2 separate regions of the Homo sapiens genome follow, and region 1 is linked to region 2. The links are chromatin contacts, found by Hi-C or POLR2A ChIA-PET in ENCODE. All regions are on one chromosome and are shown on one strand. The core of a region is the stretch at or near the end of the contact, and the rest is flanking DNA. Distances in the headings are between cores, read along the strand shown.

What was found. A loop is a pair of places that touch in the nucleus more often than their neighbours do. ChIA-PET counts read pairs that join two places held with the same protein, here RNA polymerase II (POLR2A). Pooled maps may share reads with other maps.
Region 1: a map of posterior cingulate gyrus shows a loop between it and region 2 (14-fold over the local background). The contact joins the promoter of UNC79 here to the promoter of UBR7 in region 2. A Hi-C loop is called at or near these places in 2 of 168 maps with a recorded cell type or tissue (both posterior cingulate gyrus) and 3 of 50 pooled maps. POLR2A ChIA-PET finds 5 or more read pairs at or near these places in 1 of 52 experiments (WTC11).

Annotation. Positions count from the first base shown.
Region 1 is chr14:93,428,287-93,432,280 of GRCh38, forward strand. UNC79 (unc-79 subunit of NALCN channel complex) reads left to right here and starts at 2,653. Exons shown (of 52, transcript NM_001395159.1): 1 at 2,653-2,765. The coding sequence starts at 2,744.
Region 2 is chr14:93,204,607-93,208,705 of GRCh38, forward strand. It overlaps UBR7 (ubiquitin protein ligase E3 component n-recognin 7), which reads left to right and starts at 2,650. Exons shown (of 11, transcript NM_175748.4): 1 at 2,650-2,835. The coding sequence starts at 2,686. GON7 (GON7 subunit of KEOPS complex) reads right to left here and starts at 2,459. Exons shown (of 2, transcript NM_032490.5): 1 at 2,224-2,459. The coding sequence starts at 2,431. RefSeq lists an enhancer at 1,696-2,555.

The sequences.
Region 1 (3,994 bases), core at 1,403-3,902, 220 kb after region 2:
CTTAAAATGCTGGGAAAAAGAAGATAATTAAAATAGCAAATTCTAGAATAAGTAGAAATGTTTATAATTAGAGGCATAGGTTTGGAAAAAAAGGCATTGCATCTGGCAATGAGAAGAGGCACTACCTCTGCAATAGAAGAAAACTAAGCAGGAAGGATTGAGATAGGTGGAGACAGAAGGAAAGGTGAGGGAGTTCATTGAAGTAGTAAGGCCATATGTCGGAATGGTGAAACTGAGTAATGGATATGGCCCAGGTTAGTGAGTTAATGGGCATGTCAGAAGGCTCAAGCTGTGAGTGCCTAGGTTGATGATTAGAGTCTCAATTATATGGGTGCTATCAGGCTTTGGAGGCTCCGAAGCATCAGAACTAACCTGAATGGATTGGGTGCATTTGAGGAGTTTCAGCAGTAATGCTAATAGCAGCCATCACTCATATGTGTCATTGTTCTAGATTCTCATATATATACTTATTTATTCCTGACAACCTTTAATGTGACTATGATATGACCATTTTTCAGGTAAGGCAGTCGAGGCATGGAGAAGTTAAGTAACTTGCACCAGGTTACACAGATCATGAGAGGCAAAGCTGGAATTCAAACCCAGGCTGTCTAACTCCTCAGTCCATGACTTAACACCATTATACTCTCCCTTAACTCAGTAACGGGAGGGTTAATTGATGACAAATGAAAGATTGTTAAGCAGATAAAGGGATAATAGGTTTCCAACACATACTTTGTCCTTTGTTTCTGTATTATCCAAGACACCTCTTTTTCATGTGTGTTAATTTCCAATTACTGTTTTCTTTATCAAAGCCTCAGGCTTCCAAGAATTTTCTGAATAACCCATTGAGCTTTCTTTTAGTCATACAAAGTGTTTGTCATCTTCTCAGGAATGTTCATTATATTCATATTTTCTTTAGAATGATTCCAATTTCTTTTTACTCAGAACGAACTCTTTGGCATCATGCTTCACATAATCATTTATCTTTTACTAATAAATGGAACTTCTCTTTGGGATGTGGTTTTGGGAATGAACAATGACATGGAATGATAGCTGATTAGCCAGAGCAACCTGCCAATCAGCAGGATGTCAGAGTCCAATCACATATGCAACCCAAAGAGCCAATTCACTAACCCTTTATGAACATTTTTGCAAATACCATGAAACTTGAGTGCTGTGTGTGCATCATTATGGGCAGTTTCCCTGTTATTTGTAGATTTTTTTATTTGCTACTCAGAAGCATCTTTCCTTGATGTTTGTTCATAATATTTTTCTTAATTGTCCAAGATTTCACCTGAATAGTTTGATATATTACACAGAATTTAAAATTCTTTCCCTAAATAGGATCTTTTATTCTCTGAGGTGGAAAACATTGATTTATCAGCATTAAAAGTCATTGTCAACACTTACCGTTTTGTTCCTGTAACTTTTACTAAATTAACCTGCTATGACCATGCCCCTCAGCTTTAACAAATTAAACTATTTGAATGAAGAATGGACATAATGGTTGGGGATTGTGCCGTACTTTTAGTTTACAAGGACTTGCGCATCCATTCGATCTGCCCAGTAACTCTTCAGGTGACAGGGCAAGGTTTTAATGTTCCCATTTTACAGATAAAGAACCGGAGGTGTAGGGAGATTAGAAGATGGTCCTTGAGTGAGTAAGTGGTAAAAGTGGGTCTTGAATCTGGTTCTTCCCGACTCCAAGTGTCTCTCCATTCTGTAGTGGATTCTTTGGATATCTTCCTATTAATATGCACGATGCCCTCGTCTATTGCCTTCCTTTCCCGCTGCCTTCGGTTTTCCAGTCGAGGGGCTTCCTAATGTGTCCCTGTCCAGCTGGGATGGCTGCAAGGGAGCACACCTGGGGTCTTCCTGTCTTCAGTCTTTCATCTTCCTTTTCTGTGGCCCTTCCAGCTTCACCATCCGTGGACATCTCCTCCTTCCTTCAGCCCCAACTTCTAAAGTCTTGTCACAGCCCCCTGGCAGTGGGACCTCCCATCCCCAATCATCAGCAGGAGAGCCCATCGCAGAGGGGAGGCGAGGGCAGGGACCGCAGCGCACAGGGAAGCCATGCTGAGGGTTCCTCCTGCATTTTCTTCCTCGCGGTCCTCAGGAACATCCTCGCGCCCTCCGGCCCCGGCGCTCCAGCCCGCCCCGGATCCGCCTCCCTCTCCTTCCTCCCCGAGGTTGAGACGAAGCGTGGGACGCACCTGGGTCCCTCTCTGGTCACCCTGCTGAGGCTCCGGGGGCTGCTCCGGGAGCAGGATTTACAGGCCCGGAGAACGCCAATGGGAGATCCAAATGGTCGGGGACTCCGGCGCTTTAAGAGGCTTTTCTCTGGGAAACACCCGTCCCCTCCGTGCGCCTTATGAATGGAAATACTCCTCCCCCGGTCGAGCCCATTTTCCCATTTCACCAGGAGCCGCAGCCTGCTCTCTCCTTTCGGTCTCCCCGCCCACATCAACGCGGGCAGCTCCAGGAGGGGACGGACAGGAAGCCTTTGGCCGCCTATTAAATCCCACCCATTTCTCCGGGGGCGATTTCCTAACCTTCCGGGACCGAATTCTGCAATTTGATGTGCGTTTTGTCCGAATGGTAGCGACACGGGCCTAAGGGAGGGGGAAAGCGAGGGGGTGGGGGGTGGGGGGTATGCACTCTTTTCCTCGCAACATCGCTGGCGGAGCGAGGGAGCTCACACGACACAGATTTTGGGGCAAAGCCTTTCCAACTGGACAGCACCATGTCCACCAAAGCGGAGCAGTGTAAGTAGCAGCCGGCCCGGCATTCCGGCCCGGCCTCGGCTGGGAGCTATTGCAGCTGCGGCGTTTGCGGCTGCTGGGAGACCTTGGCATTGTGCTGGTGCGGGGGTGGGGGCTGAGGTTGGGGCGGGTGGGGGGTGGCGGAGAGAGAAGGTGGGGGAGGGTGGACGTTAATGGCAGCGCGGCGCTGTCCCCGGTGCTGAAAAATAATACGGTCTTCCTCGGGCTCCAGCGGGGGTTTCTCAAGACTCAGAGACCCTGCGAAATGAAATTAAAATGGGGTCATTCTCGGGAAAAAGAGGCCTCGTATCTTTCAGATAAACATTTCAGTATCTCTTGTTGGAGTGGGGGAAGGGGGGTAGCGGCAAATCAGGGGCGGGGAACTGTCAGTTGCAACCAAAGCCTGCCTGGCCTTCTGAGCATGCCCAGTTCTTGGTGCTGGAGCCATAGGGGAGTTTGAGTCTGCAGTTTCCACTTCGGGTGGAAGAGGCAAGAAGGGAGAGAAGGGGGAGGGAGCAGGGAGCCAGGCAAGAGGAAAATTAACTCACTAATGCCAACACCAATGTCAAAACCAACCACAACCATGCGGTGCTTACAAGAAAGTGAAAGGAGCTCTGGGAAAATGACCTAATTGATCTAATTATTGTTCCAAAGAGCAGGCTTCCTTTGTAGGGCAGCCCATAGCACCGGAGGATTTTGGTTGTCCCAGTAATGACTGACTGTGTGCGTGGTTGGAAGCAACCTGCTAACTCCTTGTGGATGGAGTAAGTTTCTAATATGGTTCCCATAGTCTGTCTTATTGCAGTGCGCACTAGTAGGCCTTCGGTGTGTGCTTGGTAGGTTGATCAATGTGAAGCCTTTTTCCGAGTACACTTGAGGGCTTGAGGGATTCAGGAGCTTAAACTTCAGATTGTAAATAAAAGACGTTTTTATTAAGCAGTAAGTTTGAATTTTTAACAATATACCAGAACTTATTCACCTAGATTGACTCCTTTCTTCCAAAGCAGTACACGTTATATGGATAATGCTGTCACTACTTAAAAGTCTTTGTAATTCTTCTTTGGAATGGCTACTAAAGCCGGTTTTTGAGACACACAAAACAGTAGTCTCATTATTTGAGGGCAATATCTTATATATGATAAAATGCAGTATGTCATTTATTCACCAGATAAATTAAATAAACTGAAGGCTTATAGAATTCTCAGATTGATGGTTCATTAGAAATTGTGCAT
Region 2 (4,099 bases), core at 1,400-3,899:
TATGGATTTGCCTATTCTGTACATTCATATAAACAAAATCATGCAACATGTACCCTTTTGTGTCTGGCTCTCACTTAGCATAATGTTTTCAAGGTTCATTCATGTTGTAGCACATGTTAATACTTCATTACTTTTTATTGCTAATAATAGTCCATTGTATGGATATACCACATTTTGTTAATGCACTCATCGGTTGATGGATATTTGCATTATTTCTATTTTTTAAAATTATCATTTTTAGAGATGAAGAGATGAGGCCTCACTCTGTCCTCCAGGCTGGAGTGCAGTGGAGCAATCAGCCCACTGCAGCTTCAAACTCTTGGGTTCACATGATCCTCCCACCTCCTAAAGGCGCAACACCAAGCCCAGCCAATTGTTGTTTCCACGTTTTAGCTACTATAAATGCTGCTGTTATCAACATTCATGCGTAAGTTTTTGTGTGAACATACGTTTCCAGTTTTCTTGGGAGGACTACCAGTGGAACTGCTGGGTCATATGGTAACTTCATGTCAACTTTTTGAGGAGCTACCAAACTCTTTTTCCCAGTGGTTACACTGTTTTACATTTCCACCAACAATGTACAAGGTCTCCAATTTCTTCACATTCCAGCCAACACTTGTTATTGTTCTTTTTGATTATAGCCAACATCCATATTATCAAGATGTATTTCCCAAGATGGAAGGAAAGTACAGTTTAAGCTCTTCTTACATAATTGTAAATCCTGACTCTAATATCTAGTTCTTGGGTTTTTCAGCTCAGGACGGTTAAAATGTACCTGCCTGGCCAGGTGTGGTGGCTCACGCCTGTAATCCCAGCACTCTGGGAGGCTGAGGCGGGTGGATCACGAGGTCAGGAGTTCGGGACCAGCCTGGCCAACACAGTGAAACCCTGTCTCTACTAAAAATACAAAATTAGCTGGGAGTGGGGGCGGGTGCCTGTAATCCCAGTTACTCCGGAGGCTGAGACAGGAGAATCGCTTGAACCGGGGAGGGAGAGGTTGCAGTGAGCCAAGGTTGTGCCACTGCACTCAAGCCTGAGTGACAGAGCTAGACTCCATCTCAAAAAAAAAAAAAAGTACCTGCCTATTTCTGCATTCGAGGCAATTTTTTAAAAATAATGCAGTTAAACTTCATGTTTCTACTTTCAAACTGCACCTACAAAACTGGAAAGGCAAGGGAGTCTCTGGGAGTTAATACGTGATAAAATGAAGTCTGTCCCAGTCTTTGGAACCTGTTCCTACTCTGCGATAGATTGTACTCTTCCAAGTATGTCTGTAGTTTCACACCTGATAAAACTCCTTTTTATTCAACACCCAGCTCAAAAGTCTTATCCTTTCTGAAGACTTCCTAGGGTGTCTGGGTTTGCAACAGTTACAGAGGACCACAGAACCACTTTCACTTTTTTTTTCTTTTTTTTTGAGACGGAGTCTCGCTCTGTCGCCCACGATAGAGTGCAGTGGCGCGATCTCGGCTCACTGCACCCTCTGCCTCCAGGGTTCAAGCGATTCTTCTGCCTCAGCCTCCCGAGTAGAGTAGCTGGGACTACAGGAGCATGCCACCACGCCCAGCTAATTTTTGTATTTTTAGTAGAGACAGGGTTTCACCATATTGGCCAGGCTTGTCTCGAACTCCTGACCTCGTGATCTGCCTGCCTCGGTCTCCCAAAGTGCAGGGATTACAGGCGTGAGCCACCAGCCCGGACCACTTCCACTTTTAATAAGAGTGTCTGCCTGTCTAGTCCCCTTGTGTTTCACAAGGGCAGGAACTGAGTCGCATTCACCTCATTCTTCCTCCAGGGCTCAGCTCAGGGTTTGGCACATAATAGTAGGCATTCGACACGTTTTTTTGTGAAATAAACGAAATAGCGATGAGTTGTGGAAACGCTTGAGTAGAAGCAGCCCAAATAAATATAGTGATAAATGCCAACAATTTTTATTTTTTAAATTATTTTAAAAATAATAATAGAAACGGGGTCTCGATATGTTGCCCTGGCTGTTCTGGAACTCCTGACCTCAAGTGATCCTCCTGCCTCGCCCTCCCAAAGTGCTGGGATTACAGGCGTGAGCCCCACTTCGCCTAGCCCGCCAAAAATTTTTAGATGCAATTCTTCTTTCCTCGAGGCTCACTTTGTCCAAGTCTGCCACTCTACACGGGCTCCCCAAGCCAATTTCCCCTGGGCGCCCGCCCCGTCCTCCGGTCACTGCAGCACCGTCTCAGAGCTCACCGTCCAAGTCCTCGTCTGGAGCCGCCGCCACCCGGTGCTGCACTTCCCCCTGTACCAGAGGGTCGAATAATTCCGTTACCATGTCCTTCATCTGGGCCACGCCAGACAACAGGCCCTGGAAAGGGTCGCCGTCACCCGGCGCCTCACAGGACACCCGCAGCTTCTGCGGCTTCCCTTCCTGCCCGACGTACTCTCCCAGCAGCTCCATGGTGACCGCTAAGCTTCCAGAACACGACACCGGGAAGCGCCACCCGGAGGCGGAAATCAGCCCGCGTCCGGCGCAGGCGGGAGAAGGGAGAGGAGTGACATCCGTTTGTCGGAAGTCGCTCCTCCCCCTTCCTTCGCTTTTTTTCCTTGTCATTGGTTCCTGGCACTCGGGCCCCACCTCCTCCGGCTACGCCCCTCACGGCCGCTTTTCCCGCCTCCGCCGGGGCCGAGCCGCTGTTCGGCTGACAGTTGAGGATGGCCGGAGCCGAGGGCGCCGCTGGGCGGCAGTCGGAGCTGGAGCCCGTGGTATCGTTGGTCGACGTCCTTGAGGAGGACGAGGAGCTGGAGAATGAGGCGTGCGCTGTCCTGGGCGGCAGCGACTCCGAGAAGTGCTCCTACTCTCAGGTGGGCGCGCGGCCCGGGCCTCCTCTCCCCCGGCTCCCGCCGAACCTCCCCTTCCCGGCCCGGCTGTCCCTATTCCCGCCTTGCCGCAGTCGTCTCCCCAGTGGTGGTCCGGGGCCGCCGTTAGTCTGCCGCTTCCTCACCCCAAGCTCACCCTTCCCTTTTAACCCCAACCTCCTGGGCCCCCTTCAGCCTGTGTCCAGCAGGGGCCCCCCTCTCCCCTGTCTCCAACTCTGTCCGGCCCGCCAGGAAGGGCCCTGGAGCAGCTGCTCTGTCCGTCCTCTCCAGCCTCTTCTTGGTGCACCACTGCTTTTCACGAAACCACCCCGCGACCTCTCAGATCCAGACATCTTTGTCCCTGATTTTCCCATCCTAAGATTATTTATTTATTTATTTATTAGGGACCGAATGGGAGAGTCAGGTTAAAGAGATTTTCAAATCCATAGGGATTTGCGGTGAGCTCCTTGACAGCTAGTTCCTCTGCAATTTAGTTGGACAAGTGCTAGCTAGTACTTTTTCTTTCTTTCTTTTTTTGGCAAAATGAAGCAAGTACCCATGTCTATCTGCAGTCTGCCCCCCTCCCCTGGAAATAGACCGGAAACAGAACAGCAAGTGGCTCTGGCAAGGGAGGGGAGAGAGGAGAAAAGGATCTGTTTGGCATTTGGAAGACGTTGTGAGTGAGCAAGTGTTTGAGGGGGTGTGATGTGGTGTTTAGTGACTCACCCTACACTTCGAGGTACAAAAATGGAAAAGGATGGGTAGGAAGAAGACTGACAAAGGATGAGAATTGGTAGGAAGAAGGGTTACCTAGGAAGAGGGGTGGATTGGAACACTGGGGAGATGAGGGGAGAGACTTGTATTCATTATGTGGTATGAACTGAGATCATAATACCAGTTCTCGTTGTTGACCAAGGTTAGTTTACACTGCAAAGTGCTAGATTGTTGAATAAACCTGGTATCCAGACATAGCCCCAGGTATTTTAAAACCTTTGGTCACCACTAAAACAATTTTTCCCCTGCTTTACTTAAAAAAAAAAAAAAGAAAAAAGTTATGTCTATATGTAAACTATTTTTGAAGTGTAGTTACCTTTATAAAATGGATTCCTTAATATTTTCTTTGTGGTAAAAAAAAAAATACGGAAATTTGCACAAATCATGTACACAGCTTGAAAGGAAAGTGTGCGTGTTCCCACAACCCAGATCAACAAATAGAACATTAGGAGTGCAAAAGGCTTATTGGAATAGAACTTTAAAAAAAAAAGAAAGA